Regions from separate parts of the Homo sapiens genome. Here region 2 is linked to region 1. A link is an interaction called in ENCODE POLR2A ChIA-PET data of the cell type or tissue named here. Cell type or tissue: MCF 10A. All regions are shown on one strand. Each heading gives the region's core, and the rest is flanking DNA. Links, peaks and the distances in the headings are about the cores only. Region 1 overlaps MAFTRR (MAF transcriptional regulator RNA). Region 2 has its middle 9.5 kb from the start of MAF.

Region 1 (4,394 bases), core at 78-4,077:
AGGGAAGGAGGGAAAGCAGGAGGAAGAGACCCTTTGTTCTGCAGTTTAAGATGTTATCCTCCTGAACAGTGATTTTAAAACTTTTCTGTGAGTAGGTGTTCCTGGGAGTGTTTGTTAAAAGTTTAGATTTACAGAGTCTCACACTCAAAGACCTCGACCTGGTAAGGCTGACAAAAACCATGCTTTGAAAACTGTTCTGGAACATGCCTAAGCTTAAGGGAGATAGCAAGGTTATATGAAACTAAACACAGCTAAATCAGAGAGGATCACAATTATTTTTTCTTTCACCAATTTATTTGAACTCTACAGAGATCATCCTGTCAGGCTTGATACCTCCTTTTAGCCTTAGAATATGAAGTCATCTTGAGTGACAAAAATATAGAACACAAGCATTAGAATATCAAGGTCCTTTGCAAATCTGACCTTAGTTTAAACAATGTACATATTAGCCTTATCCAGTATCTTTGTAAACAGACACAAAGCCAGATCATCCAGGAGAGCATTGGCCAAATTACTGGGTTGTTTACTGAGCTTCTTTGAAAGAGCATGTCAGGGAAATATTAAATAGTACATGGAAAGTACCTAGTATTTTGCCTGAAATCAAGTATTATTATGTTGGAAAGGACAATGATTTTTCTGATGGAGACAGCGAATGACAAGCTTCTCAGCACATGATGTCCAATGTATTTAAATGATATCCTGATTATGAGGAGTGTCCCTAGTCTAAGTGGGTGGCACTGACAAAGTTGACATTAGCTGGTTTTGAAGGGGCCATCACAAAGGCTTTATGTGACCCTTGCTCTACTTGCATTCCTTCTGCAGTTGTCATCCAAGCAATTGTCCCCTGCTCCTTCATACCCATGCTATCCCTGGCTCCCTCCCTCCTTCATTGCAGAGCTGCAATGGGGCAGACAACACAGGTGATCAGAGCTCACCAGTCAAATACGAGGAACAGAAGACCATACCCATAAAACTCAAAGACCTAACACATGGGCATCAGAATACAACTGAGAAAAGAAACCCCACAGTAAAGAGTCTGTATGAAATTAGTCCAGTGCGCATTGTGAATGCCTTGGAAAACCTTCTTGAAATGGACACTTCCTGGTCTGCCATCTTGCTATCTGATTCTCACCATACCCCCAATGCCATGTCTAGCTCATAAACTCTGCTTTCTTGGTTTTCCCGTCTTTGCTTTCTACTTAGAGCTGGCTTCTGTGCTACATTCTTCTATATATCTGCCCATAAAGGGGGAAGATCTGTACCCCTCAGCCAGAGAACTAAATTCTCTTTTAAGGAAAATCCAAAGACTCCCAATAGCATTGTGATAAGTCTTCTGTTGATGTGTTTTTGTCTCCACACCTCCTTCAAGGCTCCTACAGGTTTGTTACCTTCATTCTCCAGGAAGTGGAGAGCCTCCTAAGACCTCCCTGGGGGTCCTTAAGCAGATCCCCTCTCTCAGTTCTCACAAGTGTGAGAGATCACCAACTCTCGTTATTTTAAGATAATAAAGTCAGGTGTTGTTCTTCATGCAAAAGAGAGGTTGAATGTCTTATCTGGGGCCAACCAGTGACTTTGTGCGAGATCAGATCTGGATGAACAACAGTTCTATAAAGGACCCGTACAAAGGTCAGCTCTCCCTGTATTCACTTCTAGTCTCCTGGTACTAAAAACAAGTTTGAGCAGGATCTTTTTCACAGGACCTTGCTCACTCAGAGGCCACTGGGCAGATGACTTCATCATCTTTCATGTAGATATTAAATTTCAAAATCCCTAAGCAATCATATGGGAATACTTATTTTGAGTCTCATAATTCATTGCACATACATTCATAATCACAAAGAGAAATTTCAAAAAACCACTTTTTGGTGTGAACTGAGCTTGATATGTTTTGAGCACTATCTGATTCACAAGAGTTACTTAAAATAGATGAATGCAAAATGATGTACCCTCCAGAGGGATTTTCATACTGGCTTGCTATATAGCTGTTTGATAAACTGGACTTGCATTAGCATTTTTGGGGTCATATTGAGAGGGCTCAAAATATACCTATCCTCATGACATGGGCCCTCCCCTTGACCAGGAGTGTGAAAAAATGCACCCACAGCCTCCATCATAATGTTTAACTTGACTTGAGATCTTTCCCTCAATACTGGGGATAGTCTAATGTGACATATCTGCAATTAAAGGGTGATGTCAGTTGACACCATGCCACAGAGACCAGTTAAACATTGTTCCTTAGAAAATAAGAGCAGGATTCAATCCTAAAAAACATTGGTAGTAGTCCAGAGACTGAGTCATTTGGCGCACTCGGAGCGTCTCAGCTAGCTGGAACACGTCAAGAAGCACAAGCTCCCTTCACACCATGGAAGCAGGAAAGCAAGAAGTAGGAAAATGTAATTTCAAAATAACATACTGTTCTAGGCATCTACTATTTCCCTCACAATTCAGGTCTAATCTTATTCATGGGTATTAACCCTGGTACTGCAGTTCACCACCTCTGCTGGGTGGAAAAAGTGAAGAGCTGCACTTCTATATTCTTTCCATATTCAACACAATGTTAGGTGCTTGCATTTTTTTCTCTTCTTTGCTTCTTGCAAAAGAGCTGGGAATTGAAAGATTAAATCTACTTTGATTTATGGGCACCTCCCATTTTGATGGGAATACTTGGAATGTACTATATACTTGTAAAATAAATGACTTAATGGAAACTTAAAAGTGTACCCAAGTGACTCTGTGCTCATGTTTGCTGGATTGAAATTTCATGCAAAAATAAAGATATCTAGTATGGAAGAGAGATACTATGGCTACCCCTCTAGGGGGAGAATGCAGTTAACTTCCTGCAGGAGTTTTTTTATGGCTGATGTAGCGAATTACCAAAAACTTGGTGTCTTCAAACAACAGATTTATCATCTTAGAGTTCTGAAGGTCAGAATTTTAACATGGGTCTCACTAAAATCAAAGTGTCAGCAGGACTACATTCCTTTGAAGCCTCTCAGGAGAACCCATTTCTTGCCTTTTTCAGCTTCTGGAGTCTACCTGGATTCCTGGGCTCATGGCCCCTTCCTCCATCTTCAAACCAGCAATGGTGAGTTGAGTCTTTTTCACATCACATCTCTCTGTGATCATCTTCTGCCCTCTCCTCCATTTTTAAAAACCTTTGTCGTTAGATTGGACCTGCCTGAATAATCCAGGATAATCTTCCTATTTTAAATTGAGTAGATGAACAACCTTAATTTCATCTGCCATCTTAATTCTTTGCCAAGGAAAGTAACATAGTCACAGGTTCTGAAGATTAGGGCATGGAAATCTTGGAAAAAGGGCACCATTTTGCCTACTGTGATTTCCAACTTATCCTATGAAGTAAATCATACCACGTAAATTCCAAATGCAAAGGAGTTCTTTTCCATCTGTTTTTCTACAAAGAAAAACAACTGAAATTGGCTTCATACAACAATTACATGACTAAACTTCCAGTTATAAATTTATAGTAGAAAGAGAAAGGTGTTTTCTGATAATGCATTTTGGTTAAGAGCCAAAGAGTCTTCACTAAACATTTGCTGAAAATACTGTTATAAACAATGACTATTAAAGTTAAATAGTCATCAAGTTAAGTAAAATTCAATTTAACTTAAATATTTATTAGGAGTGAAAGCCAACATAAATGTTGAAAACTCAAATCCTTATTTCTCAACTGCCTCCTCATTTTTCCACAATGTATTTCTGGCTGTTCGGAGGTAATTTCCTAGGTTTTATTAACCTGTAACAGAAGCAGTTTACAGCTGAATCCATGCCAGAGAAAAACTCATTTGCAACCCGATGTCGCAGCATCCAGGGCCAAAGGGATTGAAAGAAAAAAAAAAAGCATGAACTCAGAAAACCTAGTTGCCTGGAAGCTGCAACGGGACTAGAAAAAGAGGGCCACCCCAAGAAATGTAGGTAACCTGATCCATTAGCAACATGTCAGCTTTTCTTTGCTAAAAATTTCCAGATAAATACAGTATACATTTAAAAAAATTATTAAGTGACTAATTTATGCCTAGCATGGTTTCAGCTACTGAGAATACAGTCATGCTGTGAACAAGGAAGACCAGGTTTCTCCCTTTGTGGGGTTTATATTCTTGTAGAAGGTGTTAGACAACAGAAATGTAAATGCTGAAAATAATAAAACAATTTAATTGTGAGTTTTAACAGCTAGGTCTCTGTCTCTGTCTCTCTCACACACACACACACGCTACTAAACCCATGACACAAATGGAATCATTAAGGAGAATTTCATACAGGACTATTCATAAAGGTATGAGTAGGTCCACAGTGGACAAAGGAAGGATGGTGCAGTACCCCAGAGCTAGCAATTGCAGGGAGCTGTTAGCAGAACCAGGCTTGAAGGAAAGGAC
Region 2 (4,394 bases), core at 321-4,320, 140 kb after region 1:
GAAGCAATCTTCTTGGATCTAAGGATTCACACTGTGCCCATAAAATGAGTCACTTGGTCAGCTGGTCAACACTCACTCAACAGCTCCCTAAGACACACTCACAACAGATGTTTTAGGGATAGATACAAAGATGGACCATTTACCAGTGTTTGCCATGATACCATATGATATGATATGATATATGTTACTATATTATATAGTAATATACTATATTATATGATACTATACTATATCATATTACATTACATCGTAATATATTATATGTTACTTATCTGTTTTGTTACCTTTCATTTCTTGACTGGCTCCCTCCTACAATACATAATAAAGGAAAGGAGTTGTGTGTGCAAACTTTGCAGCCATGCCTGGATTTACATCTTGTACTACACCTGCTATGTGGCCCTGGAAAAGCCCTCTAAGGCAGTGCCTAAGGGGAAACTAAGGGGGTACCTTAGTAACATCCTCCATCAAATGTAAATAACAGCAGCACATATCTGATAGGGTTGCTGTGACAATCTGATAAGTTAAAACTAAGGGCAAGGCCCAGGTGAATATCATGTCTGAGTTGGCTGTTAGTAATGCTGCCATTTAATGCTGGGTTCCTCAGTGTCGCCCTGGGTGATGGCATTTCCATCACACTCAGACAGGCTCAGAGAATTCTCCAGGCCCCTGTCCCATACCATATCTGAGTCCAAGTCTCAGCCAATTAGATATTTCATCTCTTTGCCACAGGGGTGGGCTCGGGGATGAGCCTATAAGCAGTCAAATGAACTAGACCCATGCAACCCAAACCGCGACTTTGAGCGCCCTACTGGGGCCTCCAACTGACTCCCATGAACTCAGCATAGGAGGATTAAAGGCTGGAACTACTACAATTATCACACTCTTATGCAGAGCCCTGGTCTGGAGTCCACACAGATGGAAGGAAGCCAGTTCCAATGACACTATATGACCCCTGATCCCAACTAGTCCTGTCCCTAGATTTTGGGCCATGCAAGCCAATGAGAATCCTTTTTGCTTAAACAAATTCAGGTCAAATTTTGTTCACTTGCAACCCAAAGAGGCTGAATTGACATTCCATTATACAGATGAAGATAATGAGACTCAAAAAGCACGTCGAGAACTCTTCTAAGATCACACAATCAGCAAGGTGATACTCTACCTGTTGGATACATTGTGAGGCTCCCAAAGAGAGGTCGAACTACAACTGTGAGGATACAGGAATGAAAGGTAGGAGCGCAGGAGGGCTTCTGGAGCTGGGGGCTTAGTATTAGCATCAAACTTTTACTAATGGATGCCCGACACTCTGCTCTGAGCTTCAGGTGCAACGTCACATCTCATATGAGCTGTGCCTGGAAGAATGGGCATGATTTGGGTATGTGGAAATGAGGGCGGGCCTTGCATTCTTATCTGAAGCTTACAAAATAGTGTCTGTGTGCCTTGAAGTCCTGGGAAAAGCAGCTGTGACTCAAAGCTGCACCAGGGCTCTCTCTAGCAGCAGCAGGCAGTGCTGGAATAGGATGCCCCACTTACACTCAGCCACTTAATCCCAAGCCTCCCTTCCTCCAAAAACCAATCCCAGCAAGATTTGACTGCAGCCCACTTCAGTTCCAGAGCTCGCATATCTCAACCATGTTGTCCACTCAATGCCAGCTAAGGGATATAGGCTAATGAGTGAGCAAGATAAGCATCCTGGTAATTGAAAGATGGGCCAATCAGACTAGTGAGAGGCGAAGGTAAGAAGTGCTGTGTTGCAACACAGGAGCCAGCCACCCTGTCCCTTTCAAAGTCATGTTTTCTGGGACATTTGACAGGACATTCTGTGTAGGTTCAAGCCTCAAAAAAAGAAGCCAGGAATCAGACAGTGTGATCATGTTCACTGAAGAAACATTTATGGAGCGCTTACTGTATGCTGAGCTCTGTAGCAGGTGAAGGAGATGGAGAGATGAGAGGCGGTGTCCCTGGCTTTAAGCAGTTCACAGGTGGGTAGGAACTCCTGGGGCACTGTGAGGACTCAAACACAAACCAGCAGACAGAGTGGGCACCTGGCCTGCCTTGGGGGCCAGTGGGCAAAGAGAACACAAGTAAGGCTTTTAAGAGGAAATGCAAGACCTGAAGAAGAGTCAAAATTAGCCAGGAAATAAAGCAGAGGGCAGGGAAAGTGGGAAGAGGGAGCAAAATCGTGCAAAGACTTAGGAGAGAAGGAGAGAAAGAGGACAGGTTACGAGGTAAATACAACTTTAAGGCAGGAGCAGAGCAGAGAGAAGAGGGGAAACTATTGTTATTTCTCAAGTTCCTTCTATGCCCTGGGCCCCATACTGTAAAATGACGTGTATAGAGTGTGGGCAGAGTCCCTGGCACATGTTAACAGAGCCTGCTCTTTTGAGCGTTCGCTCGGGGCAGGCACCATGCCAAACACTTGGTATACATGCTCATCATGATCACAAGATTCCTGTCTACCTCTCACTAAGAAAAAGACGGGTTCAGAGAGGTCAGCTAATTTGCCCAAGGTCTTACACCTGGGGCAGAGCAGGATTTACATCCTCATTTTGGCATCAGGCACCTCCAGGGTATGTCTCCCTGCCCAGTGATCCTCCTCACTGTGCTGCCACCAAAGGCTCTGAACAATGTCAGCCTAAAACAACAGCATCCTCTGGCTTGGAGATGCAGGAGGGGTTGACTGTGCCATTCTGACCCTGCCTTGATGTGTCTGTTGTTTTGACCTCGAAATATTCCAGTGTGATATTCCAGCGTCTCTGATATTCCAACGTTGCCACCATGACCCATCAATGCTCCATGGCAGCCCGGGCATGCCAGCTTCCTTCTGTCTATGGGAGTCTGGTCCCTATTTATACCCACCCTATATTCAGCCTCAAATGGCTAGGAACATTCCTTCCATGCAAGCAGGTTTGTTTTTTACCGCTTCACGCAGCTCAGTCCATTTGCAGCCTGAAAAATGAGTTGAAGGAAGAGAGTGAAGGGCTTTGCTGAGGTCAGAGGGTGAATCAGAGGAGGACCCGGGTGCTGAACTCAGATGCTTTGTCTCCTGGCTGGTCCCTCTTCCCCAACCCCAACTGCCTGAGCTCACATCACTGTGACAGCAACCAAGCCTACCCCCTCATCAGCAGCTTCGAGCTGAGCTGAGAGTCAACGGTCGGTGACATTTTCCTGAAGGGTCCCCATCACTCCTTCCAATCTCTGAGGATCCCAGTCTGGGTCTGCTTCAAACAGCCAGAGCCATGCTTCCTCAGGCAGGACACAGACAGCAGGTCATAAATCACTCCTGGGCCGGTTCCTTCTCTCATTCCCAGATTTCTCTGAAAGGGGTCGAGGTGGGATCCTGGAACAGGAGATTCTGCAGCAGCATGCATATTTACACCACTGAGGGACTAGTTGCAGCTCAAAGGTGGACACTGAAACTCTGAACTCTTCTGTTGAAGAAAATGCCTCTGAGCCCCCTGGCTTCAAAATTGGCGTCAGGAAATGGCAGGGAAGTTGGTGATCTAAACCAGAGATAAAACAGGGAGGAAAGAGCTGATCTCAACTATGTTTTTATGTATACACACACACAGCTCTTCTGCTTAGCTTTTCTAGGTTACATTTATTTTTTATTAGTCTCTGAGATCCCAACTTTGGACAACAACTATGTATTTTGACAGGGCAAAGGTTTACAAAGACAAGGGCAGGTGTGAAATGTGACACAATTATCTAGTAATCTGTCTTCTCCAACAGAGAGCTTTGCCTACACCAAAAAAAAGTGAAGTTATTCCAGCCTGACCAATATGGTGAAATCCCATCTCTACTAAAAATATAAAACAAACAAACAAAAAAACAGTCAGGCATGGTGGTGGGTGCCTGTAGTCCCAGCTACTCGGGAGGCTGAGGCAACAGAATCACTTGAACCCGGCAGGCGGAGGTGGCAGTGAGCCGAGATCACACCACTGCACTCCAGCCTGGGAAACAGAGCGAGACTCTGTCTCAGAAAAAAAAAAAAAATAAGTGCGATTATTTTAGAATTGATTAGAAAGGTGTATGTAGGACTTCCAGATGGGGTCGTTTAGTTTAAAATAACTCCAATTACCAATTAGGCAGAGTCCATTTAAAATGTCCATTAGGGGACTTGAATGATTTGGTGTGTCACTGTGGAGTTCGGAGGGACAGTCTCCACTGAGATGCCACAGGGCTTTGTCCCTTCCAATGCTGTTATCAGCAACTCAGGGAAAGAGCAGGAAATTCAGAAAAGCTCCAATCATTTATGAGCTCCTCTGTGGCCCACACCATAGGAGACACTCCAGAAGCACAATCTCTAATCCTGACAATGCCAAATTTGCAGGTGACAGACCAGGCTCCGTGAGGCTAGGTCATATAAAAAGCACATCCATTTCATTTGCCACTGG

Evidence for each region. ChIA-PET counts read pairs that join two places held together with the same protein. Peaks named below come from ENCODE experiments on the same cell type or tissue, not always from the same donor. Only the 100,000 strongest peaks of a DNase experiment are listed, where the experiment ranks them.
Region 2: POLR2A ChIA-PET joins it to region 1 with 6 read pairs; 3 of 35 experiments call an interaction of 5 or more read pairs at or near these places.

The regions. Positions count from the first base shown.
Region 1 is chr16:79,749,905-79,754,298 of GRCh38, reverse strand. MAFTRR (MAF transcriptional regulator RNA) reads left to right here. Exons shown (of 6, transcript NR_104663.1): 4 at 3,023-3,085. Among named protein-coding and RNA genes, the nearest start is that of LINC01229, 18 kb to the left of the region's middle. In MCF 10A, for the core only: no CTCF peak of the experiment used is centred there; a DNase peak (open chromatin) is centred at 2,298.
Region 2 is chr16:79,608,031-79,612,424 of GRCh38, reverse strand. No RefSeq gene overlaps it. Among named protein-coding and RNA genes, the nearest start is that of MAF, 9.5 kb to the right of the region's middle. In MCF 10A, for the core only: no CTCF peak of the experiment used is centred there; DNase peaks (open chromatin) are centred at 1,404 and 2,374.